Linked DNA regions of Homo sapiens: region 1 is linked to region 2. Evidence: chromatin contacts called from ENCODE Hi-C or POLR2A ChIA-PET data. All regions are on one chromosome and are shown on one strand. The core of a region is the stretch at or near the end of the contact, and the rest is flanking DNA. Distances in the headings are between cores, read along the strand shown.

Region 1 (4,691 bases), core at 1,018-3,517, 38 kb before region 2:
CTGGGAGGTCAAGGCTGCAGTAAGCCATGATTGCACCACTGCACTCAGCCTTGGGTGACAGAGGGAGACCCCATCTCCAGAAAATGTTTTTAAAACTCGGCCAGGTGGCGGCGCCTGCCTATGCCTGGGTGGCCAGATTGTGTGAGCCTGGGAGCTCACGTCTGCAGTGCACTGTGATCACACCCCTCTACTTAGCCTGAGTGACAGAGGCAGACCCTGTCTCAAATAAATTAATAAATAAATAAAAGTAACGATTTAGGAAATGGCTGAGAATTCCCATGACCCTCGTGTCCTCGGGCCTGGTGTTTTCACAGGGGTGGGGGCGGGAGAAGGGGAGAAAGAAGGACGTGCTGTCTGTGGCTTCCTTCTTCCCAGGCATTCATTTAACACCAGCTGAACACATTTGCTTTATTGATTGGTTGATTCATTTATTTTTGGCAAACTTGGCAACTTCCACCTGGCCCCATGCTGTTAAAAATAAAGTCTTCTTGGTCGACTGAATGCTTTTGCAATTCATTCTTTCCATGTAGCAATTAAGATGATTCCCCTAGCCTTGTACCAGTTAAGGATAAATAGGAGGTTTTCAAAGAAAATGCTGCGTAATTCATCGGCATTTGTGTGTGAGCACACGGGTAATACATGCGAGTAGCCTCCGTGAGTGGACTCCTGTGTAAGGAGGTAAAATGGAACGTTTTTCTGCACTTATCCTGAGAAGCAGCCCGAACAGTGACATTTATACATATTTCATAATGTGGTTTCTTCAGGCACGCGGAGCAAACAAATCAATTTCTCAGCAGTATACTGTTTAAAAGAAACAGCAACAACCTGTGGGGAAGTTGCAGAAGCTGTTAAAATTAATTATATATGGCAAAAAGATAGAACATTAGGGGGAAATGTTAATGTGGGAGGATGAAAAAACACAGCCGTGGATGAGCAGCAGTGCAGAGCATCTGATGACAGTGTTTAATTTCCGTTTCTTTATAAATGTATACTGATGAACAACAATGGCGCCCGCACAGGGTCCTCCTGTTCCGTCCTTTCTCCAGGCCGCTGGGATCGAATGTCCCCGTGAGCATCCAGTCAGCTCCACGTGGTGTGAGCCTTGATTTCTGGGAACGGTACCGTGCTGTCTTTTAATAGGGATTTGTGGAAAACGAGAATTGGTGGTGAAGGTATCGAATTCCTGAGCCTTGTAATGCAACACCTTTCCCGTGGTCACCTTCCCTCTTCCGGTTCAGCTATACGTTGTTTAACTCAAAGGAAACCTTTGTTGTCGTGGGTAGGGTGTAACCTGCAACTCCTTGAAAAATTCAGCTTGGGTGATCAGTTTCCTCAGGGATGTAGGGGGAGAGGCTCTTCAGCAGGGGTGGGAGGGTGCTTACAGGAGGGTCCCAGAGCTGTGGGACAGGCTTGCCCCCTTTCCTGGGGGAAGCTCGCCTCTTTCCCGGACACTGCAGGTTTGTAGGATATACCCCTTGGTTCAGCTGGTCATGGCAAGTGAGTCCTCCCTATCACCCACTTCCGCGGTGGTGGGACGCCTGGGGGGCATGGATGGGGCCTGCGTCCTAGGAGACCTTGGCTCCAGCTGCTCGAGGCCACTTTGTCTCTTCTGCATGTCGCAGAAGCGTCTGTACCTCCTGGGGTTGGCTTTCCTGTGAGCATTTGGGCTCCCTCTGCCTGGGTGGCCTGTTGTCTGGAGGGAGTCTTCAGTCCCTCTTAGTGCAGCAGCCAAGGGTGTCTCTTCTCACTCCCTGAGCCTTCTGATTCCTGTATCAGGGGAAGTTAAAAAGTGTTGTAAATGGACTTGGACCAAGGAGCAGGACTCTGACTACGAACTTAGAACCTTCCAGAGTGATTTCCGCAGCTCCCTGAAGCAGAGCTAGCTCCTTGAGCTCATTGTCCCCTTAATTCTGTGCATGGCCTGCATATTGTAGATGCCCCAGAAGTAATTTTTTGAATGAATGAATCCAGGCTGCAGTGGGGCCAGGGGGGTGTGGAGTGGGCTGGGCACATGTAGGAGCGCATCGCAGCAGCTGTCTGGAAGGCTGGGTTGGTTCTGTGTTAGCTGGGAGTGTTTTCTGCAGACAGAAGGCAACCCAGCATGTTATACTACCTGTTCAGGGGAGGTGTGCATGTTCTGAGATAATCACGCCGTGTTCTTGAGCTTTCCACCGCAGGGAAGTGAAGTCATGCCCCCGCCTCTCCTTTGTGCAAGTAGGGCGGGGAGTCTAAACCCATGCAGGTAGGGTGTGGGGACCCAGCTGTACTCTCCCGCCACCTGTGGGTGCTGCTCTTGCGGCAGCCTCGTAGGTGAGGGATAATGTGGTTCAGCCAACCTGACTACATCCAAGCTGGGATGATGAGGACAGCAAGAAGGCCCACTGGCTCTGCAAGTCCTGTAGGCCTGGGTCCCTCGAGACAAAGCTCAGATGGCTTCTGTATCAAATTCAAGGACCCAGCATGGTGGCTGCTGCTTTGCTCACCTTCAGAGGCCTGGAAGCTGGTGTTTCCTGCATGTGTAACTGACGGCCCCAGTCCCACATTTGTTAAAAAAAACCTTCACTTTGATGAGAGTACAGTACTCCTGGCTTTTTGTAATTCAATTGAAACTCACTGCCACTCCCTCATTACAGCAGAAGATGACCTCTAAACCATGACACAGGGCGACAGCTTCCTCTGGGAAGGAGGACTCAACATTGATTTGTGCTCTGATCCCCACCCCCCTGCAAACCCTGGGCTTAAGTGGCAGCACTGCAGAGGCCTGCTGAAGGCCGGAAAGCCCTCTCTGCCTGTGTGTTTAAACAGAGCAGATTGATGCAGAGTTTGATGTGGCCAGGAAGAATTCTTTAGCATGGAATTGCATCATAACAGTCACTCCCTCCAGGAGCCCCAGCGGCTCTGGCACTTCCTCCTGATGTTTGCAAGGGGAAGGTAATGATTCTAATTGCACAGGACTTGGTCCTGGCCTTGGTGATGGCAGGAGGGCAGAGTCCTCATGGTATGGCCAAAAAATGTTTACAACTTGACCTTGTCCTCCTCTGATGGTGTTGACCTTGGACAAACTATGCCCCTCTGAGCCTAGTGCCTCAGTTTCCCCCTCTTGCAAATGCAGCAGGTAGTAGTGCTTAATCTCAGAGTTGTGGGGATTCAATGAAACAGTACTGAACGGGGCTTAACAGATACCTGGTACATGTTAAGAGCTTAGTCAAGAATGACTGCTGAGTCTGGAATGACATTATGGGGACTGACGAGGGAGGCTGATGAGAGGTGGCTTGGTGGGTACAATGTGCATTGTTTCAGCGATCGAGGCACTGAAGGCCCTGACTTCACCACAATGCAATGTATGGATGTAGAAAATTGCACTTGTACCCCATGAATATATGTACACACACAAAGATGATTGCTGCAGTAGCAGCAGTAAATGCACACAGCCAAAGGCTTAGCATGTGGGAGATGCCCTGCTCGCCTGGCTGGGCTGGAGGGGAAGGTAGTACAGGTTGCATCTCTCCAAGCCGGTACCTGTGGTCTATGTTGCAATGAACATTTCGATGCAAGACGAACGGAACTCAAACCTTTCTTGGTCGTGAAGGTCTGCTGTGTTCCTGAAGGTTCTGTCTTCCACCTGGCACTTGGGATGTGGGTTGCTCACTCCTTGCCCATCGACCTGGTAATAATGTTTTCCTATCAAGCAGTGAAAGGTTTGGGGTTTCCATGAAGCCTTTCCCAAATGTCACGCATTGGGGTTTTAGTTGTGAGGGTGTGCTGATCCCAGCCGCAGCCAAGGCGAGGTGCTGGCACCATGCTGCTGCACCCGCTCCTATGCCCACCTGGACATCTGTTTCGTAATGGACATCCTTCCCTGGGAACATGTCTCTACTCCTTTAAATGGCTTGAGGTCTCTGCAATTTGCCTGAACATTAAGTGTGACCAAAGAGCCTGAGGCCAGCCATGGAGAGGACGAAGACATGAGGCTTTCTCTCGAGAGCCACACTGGGAGAGGCCGGGAACACGGCCACTTCACATGAAAGGCGGTTAGATTCAGGTCACTGGGTCTGGACTCCTGCATTTTATGGCAAAGTCTAAAAATGCCGATTTGTAACAACCAATGTTAATGAATTCAGACTGTTTGAATTTCACACTGAATAATGGCTGGAATTATCAGAGCCCACAGCTTATAAGATCCCTGGATCGTGTAATCTTTTCTCAAGATTTAATTGATAGAATGATGTAATATCACATTACTTTTATTAAAAGTTCTGGCCATAAAAGAGAAACACCTATTAGGATAGAAGAATTTAGTAAAAATAGTAGTAATAACAAGACAGTTTGGAATATGTCATATATTCAGTAAATTTCAAAAGTCTTCATCTCATTTAAAATACAGTATTGTGCCCATAGATCCTGAATGCAATACCTTTGTACCCTAGGGCTTCCTCTTTCCTACACTAAAAACATTCTATTTAAATGCAGATTTTGATTTGCAATCTAGGAAGAGGATTCTGGAAGAATGGGAAGAAGGACAACTCTGCATCTATTAATTTTAGTTTTATGTTATTCGCGTTTTTCCTCTCATCCTTATCTCCTCCAGCCCTTCCTTCCTGTAAAAGGATCCTTTCTAAACATACAAATAAAGACATGCTTAGAATTTCAGCACATAAGAATGTTGTTACGCCTTCTTTTATTTTTGTTTA
Region 2 (4,614 bases), core at 92-2,591:
CAGAAGCTGTGATGTAGGGGCTCATAGCTCACATCCCTCAGCCAAGAGCCACTGGTCACTCAGACGTTGTCCTGGGTGTTAGGACATCAGCCTGAGCATTAGAGGGAGTTCACCATCAAGAAGATGACGGCTTTTTTTTTTTGGCTAGAGTGCCATGGCACAATCAGGGCTCACTGTAACCTCTGCCTTCTGGGCTCAAGCGATCCTCCCACCTCAGCCACCTGGGTAGCTGGGATTACAGGCGCATGCCACCAAGCCAGGCTAATTTTTGTATTTTTCTTAGGACAGGGTTTCGCCATGTTGCCCAGGCTGGTCTCAAGCTATCCTAGGCTCAAGCTATCCGCCCACCTCAGCCTCCCAAAGTGTTGGGATTATAGGTGAGAGTCACCACACCCAGCCGATGATGGCATTTTTCTGATAGACTGGAAAGCCAGCTGAATGAAATAGCTAGAAGAGGACAGTGACCCTCAGCTTCTTCATATGGAGCACGAATGGATGTAAATTTAGTGGGATTTCTTTTCCACTGGGGCTGGCCACAAGAGCTGGCAGTGTGCTCCTACAGTGAGTCCCTCCTCTAACTTTACCTCCCACTTTCTCCCTCCGGCCCCCTTAGCTCTCAGCTCAGAGACCCACAAAAACAAATCCTGGGGAGCTGACTGCGCAGGATGTGGACTTGGTATTTCCCTGATACTGGCATTTGTTAGCCGGATCCTGCCTCTTCCCTTCGCCACCTCGCCTTCCCCAAAGCCCCTGCGGGCTTTGCTCTTCCTTCCCTTTATTTTGCTGAAGTTGACAGTCAGGTATGAGCTGCATTAAAATGTTGACTCATCCTTGGGTTGTTTTCAATTTTTTAAAAAGTGCACATTGAGAAAAGCACAGATTCATGTGTGCAGCACAGGAAATCATCACAAAGAGAACAAGGCTCTTGTTGGGGGCATTTGAGTTCAAGCAGAGTGCCCCAGTTGCAAGACTTCCATTTGGATCTGATGATGGCTGGACCTCCCTGGAAAGACTGGAACCTGAAGAGCCCAGTCAAAGAACAGTCTGTCAAGCAGCCCCTCCGCAACCACAGTTTTTGTGCAGAGTGGTTTGGGGAGCCCATGGAATGGGGACAGTACGATGTATTTTCTAGTGGCAAACATTTCATCATCAAGTGAGAGTTTCTTTGCTGGGCATTTCCTGTTCTGTGTGAAACAGTTGTGGTTACCTGTGGGTGTGTTTCAGATAATCATTAGAGCATATTCTCTGCTCGTTAAGCAGTAAAACCAGTGAGGTGGGGAAGCTTGTGAAACTGAAATCCCAAATATGCAAAACTTGGCAAGAAAGTAGAGAAGAGCCAGACCAGCTCTGAGCTAAGTCACCAAACCAGAAAGGTTTCATTCTTTGTCTTTTCTTCCTCTGTCTTTAACCACAAGCCTTGGGCTGAATCCCCACATCTCACTACACAGTCAGGGAAGCAGGGTCAAGGCTGACTGGGGACACTGGCGTGGCGGGAATGGGTGAAGTCTCCTGGGTGGATAGTCACCTCTCTGCCTTTTTTGAAACTAAACTTCTCTGATTTTTATTTCAAGTTGTCCTGAAGAACATGATTCTAAAACAGATTCAGAGCACGCACTCTGACTATAAATAGAACATAAGGCAAACTTGGACAATGGATTGTGGCACTTTTTTTTCATGTACCTGAAATTCTTAGAGTTGGGGCTCTCTTCCCTTGAGAAGTAGAACTGCTATTCTTCGGAGACCGATGGGTGACCTCAGCATTGTCCTCACCAAGAACGCTGTTTCCCCAGGGATTGCACCCCTCCCACCACAGTTATTTTTCTCTGAAGGCCTGAGTTTGGAAGAAGTACTTGCCTGTTCCCGTAATTATGGAAACCGGAAGGTAACTTACCTGTTTGTGCCTGGCCTAATTCAGATTAGAAAAAGATCAATCCATTGTTGTCTAATGGACAGGGGACAAATGATGAAGAAAACAGAAATAGCCCATAAAATGATAGGGATGTCCCGGCTCCCAGGCAAACTCTGGTGAAAACCGAGGAGACTATGGTGTTCCCTGAGGTATTCACCATCTAACTGTCTTCCACACCATATATATAAGCTGTTTATAAATTCTTTGTCCTGGCCAAAAATACAAAACCTACTGGCAGTGATTTATTTTTTTAATGCATTTTAAATAACTGGATTCCTATGTGGAATTGGAGTTGGATAATTAAATTACGATGGCCTCTAAAGTTGGGGTGCGGGGGGTTGAGGGCTTCAGCAGAGAGCACCCCTGGAAGGTGGCACTGCAGCCTGGGGGTGGGGGAAAACCGTGCCTGATGGAGTTGCTGCAGGGGTCCCTACACGGGGTGTCCACCCTTCTTGCCCAGACACCCTGTGGCTTTGAGAATCGCTGTGACATAGCCACGGGAGAGCTGTGTCTGCTTAATGCTTTTGTTTACTTTGGAAGTTTGTCCTACATGAATGAATTCGCAAAACTTACATTCCCCGTAAAGCTGTCACTGAGAGAAAACACAGCAATAACTCAGGTGATGTAGTTAAACCACCATTGAGTTTGCGCCATCCATGAGCTGATAAATCGTACAGCTTCATTTGGTAGGAATCAGCAATTTTATGTGGCAATTAATTTTTACTACTGTAGGGGAGCCAGAGGATGAGCATTTTACTTCGGTTTTGTGTGTGTTGAGAGAAACTTAACGGTTTTGCCACAGCAAGAAAGGATCGTGCATGAGGCCTTTCGCACGAGTCGACGTGTTTGGGTGTTATCCTGGGGTGTCCTTGCCAGCTTTTGTTGGTTCCTCACGTGGGCAGAAGAGTGAATGCTCAGTCCCCATCGGGGTGCCACAGGCCTCATGACGTGTGGGGTAAAACACGTATGTGGCTTGCGGAGAAATAAATTCTCCGTATTTCTTAAGTATGATGTTTTTCCCCACCAGACCGATTCGCCCATGCTGTTTCCACATCAGAGATGAAGATGTGCGCAGAGTAACACGTAATTAGCTTTCCAGATTGCTTCGTAGAAGGATAATGTGATAATTTTCCCATTGTTCGTTTTTGGTTCCACCAATGATGGCCATTTAGCACAGCACACAGTTGCGGCTGAGGTCCAGCTCGAGGCTGGCCGAGGCTGTGCACAGCTGCCCAGGGCCCTGCCTCGCTGCTGGGGAGCTGTCCTTTCTTTGGCTGAGCTCTCTTCCTGTGGAGGCCCAGCCTGCTCACTGGAACGCCAGAAAGATCATCTGAGCATAGTTGTCTGTTCAGCCAGCCTCTCTTGGGGCCATTAGGAAAACGGGTGCACAGCAGATGTTGTTCCTTGGGTGCCCTCAGTGGTTTATTTTTTATTTTATTTTATTTTTTTGAGATAGAGTCTCGCTTTGTTGCCCAGGCGCCCAGTGGCGCAATCTCAGCTCAGTGCAACCTCCATCTCCCAGGTTCAAGAGATTATCCTGCCTCAACCCTCCTGAGTAGCTGGGATTACAGGCGTGTGCCACCGCACCCGGCTAATTTTTTGTATTTTTAGTAGAGAGGAGGTTTCATCATGTTGACCAGGCTGGTCTTAAACTGACCTCAGGTGATCCAGCTGCCTTGGCTTCCCAAAGTGCTGGGATTATAGGTGTGAGCTACCGCACCCGGTCCCTCCGTATTTTTTATTACTGATGGCAGCGACCCTAACCCTAACTCTAACCCCTCGCGCTGAGTTCTGCTGCGTGCTGCCAGCGGGTGTCTGCTGTCCCAGAACCTCCCCGCAGCCTTCAGAGTTGTCCCCACGTTACAGTGTTAGAGCTTTAAACAGGACAGACTTAAAAAAGCAGATGTCCTCATCACCCTCATTTCACGTGCGTTCTCTTACAGACACACCCTACTAGGCCATTATACAGTAAACCCTAGCTTCTATTACATCAACAAATAGTTCAGTGTATTTTCCTAAAATAAAAGGACTAACATTTGCTGAGTTTTGAGAGCACCCCTGTGTCCCCCCATTCAGGGGCACCTCTTTCTAGTAGTCCAGAACCGAGGCTGGACTCAGTCGTCCCCTGCTCACCCCGTTTTCCCCTGTAGGCACCGTTTTGAGTCCGCTGGGTTCTGCTTCTCCAGCCCTGGTGGGAGCAGTCGCTAAGGGCCCTCTCGGTTTAGCAATTGAAACAGGAAGTGAAACACACAGGAGTTTAGGTCCATCACAAACTCAGGGCGTGGACGATCCCTGGGCTACCCGGCTTCGGTCCCACCTCCACCCCAGCTGTGTCTTTGGCCCGTTGTTTTCTACCCTGGGCCTCTGTTTAGTCATTTTAGATGAGGAAAGCATACCTGGTTCCTAAGACTGTTGGGAGGAATGAGTGAATTCATGCAAAGTGACGGGAACAGTGTCCAGGATGCCGTGAGCCGGGGAGCCTGCTTATTGCTACAGCTGCTCCTCTCAGTAAGGGTGTGACAGTTGCAGTGACCGTGAGGAGGTGGCACCTCACCGAGGTGCATCTGAGAACCCAGGAATGCAGGCCAGCTCACAGGTCCAGGATGCTGCACGGGGGCTCCGTCTGGCCTGTGGTACCAGCTCTCAGTTGCCTCTGGCTTGGTGTGGGGGCCTCAGGCTTTGCTGCCGTAGACGCTGTTATATCC

The links. Hi-C counts contacts between places; a loop is a spot of excess contacts on that map. ChIA-PET counts read pairs that join two places held with the same protein, here RNA polymerase II (POLR2A). Pooled maps may share reads with other maps.
Region 1: a map of A673 shows a loop between it and region 2 (4-fold over the local background). The contact joins two enhancer-like sites. A Hi-C loop is called at or near these places in 4 of 168 maps with a recorded cell type or tissue (A673, ascending aorta, heart left ventricle and 1 more), 2 of 37 single-sample maps with no recorded cell type and 1 of 50 pooled maps. POLR2A ChIA-PET finds 5 or more read pairs at or near these places in 6 of 52 experiments (K562, Panc1, RWPE1 and 3 more).

The regions. Positions count from the first base shown.
Region 1 is chr10:125,100,552-125,105,242 of GRCh38, reverse strand. All of the region lies in intron 2 of CTBP2 (C-terminal binding protein 2), which reads left to right. Among named protein-coding and RNA genes, the nearest start is that of CTBP2, 58 kb to the left of the region's middle. RefSeq lists an enhancer at 1,765-2,589. Within about 2 kb of position 2,267, at least 6 of the 41 ENCODE cell types and tissues checked have a DNase peak (open chromatin) inside an H3K27ac peak, as active enhancers do.
Region 2 is chr10:125,061,603-125,066,216 of GRCh38, reverse strand. The region is part of intron 2 of CTBP2 (C-terminal binding protein 2); the gene reads left to right. Among named protein-coding and RNA genes, the nearest start is that of MIR4296, 31 kb to the right of the region's middle. RefSeq lists enhancers at 2,637-3,234, 3,990-4,069, 4,480-4,529 and a silencer at 4,408-4,609. Within about 2 kb of position 1,341, at least 15 of the 41 ENCODE cell types and tissues checked have a DNase peak (open chromatin) inside an H3K27ac peak, as active enhancers do.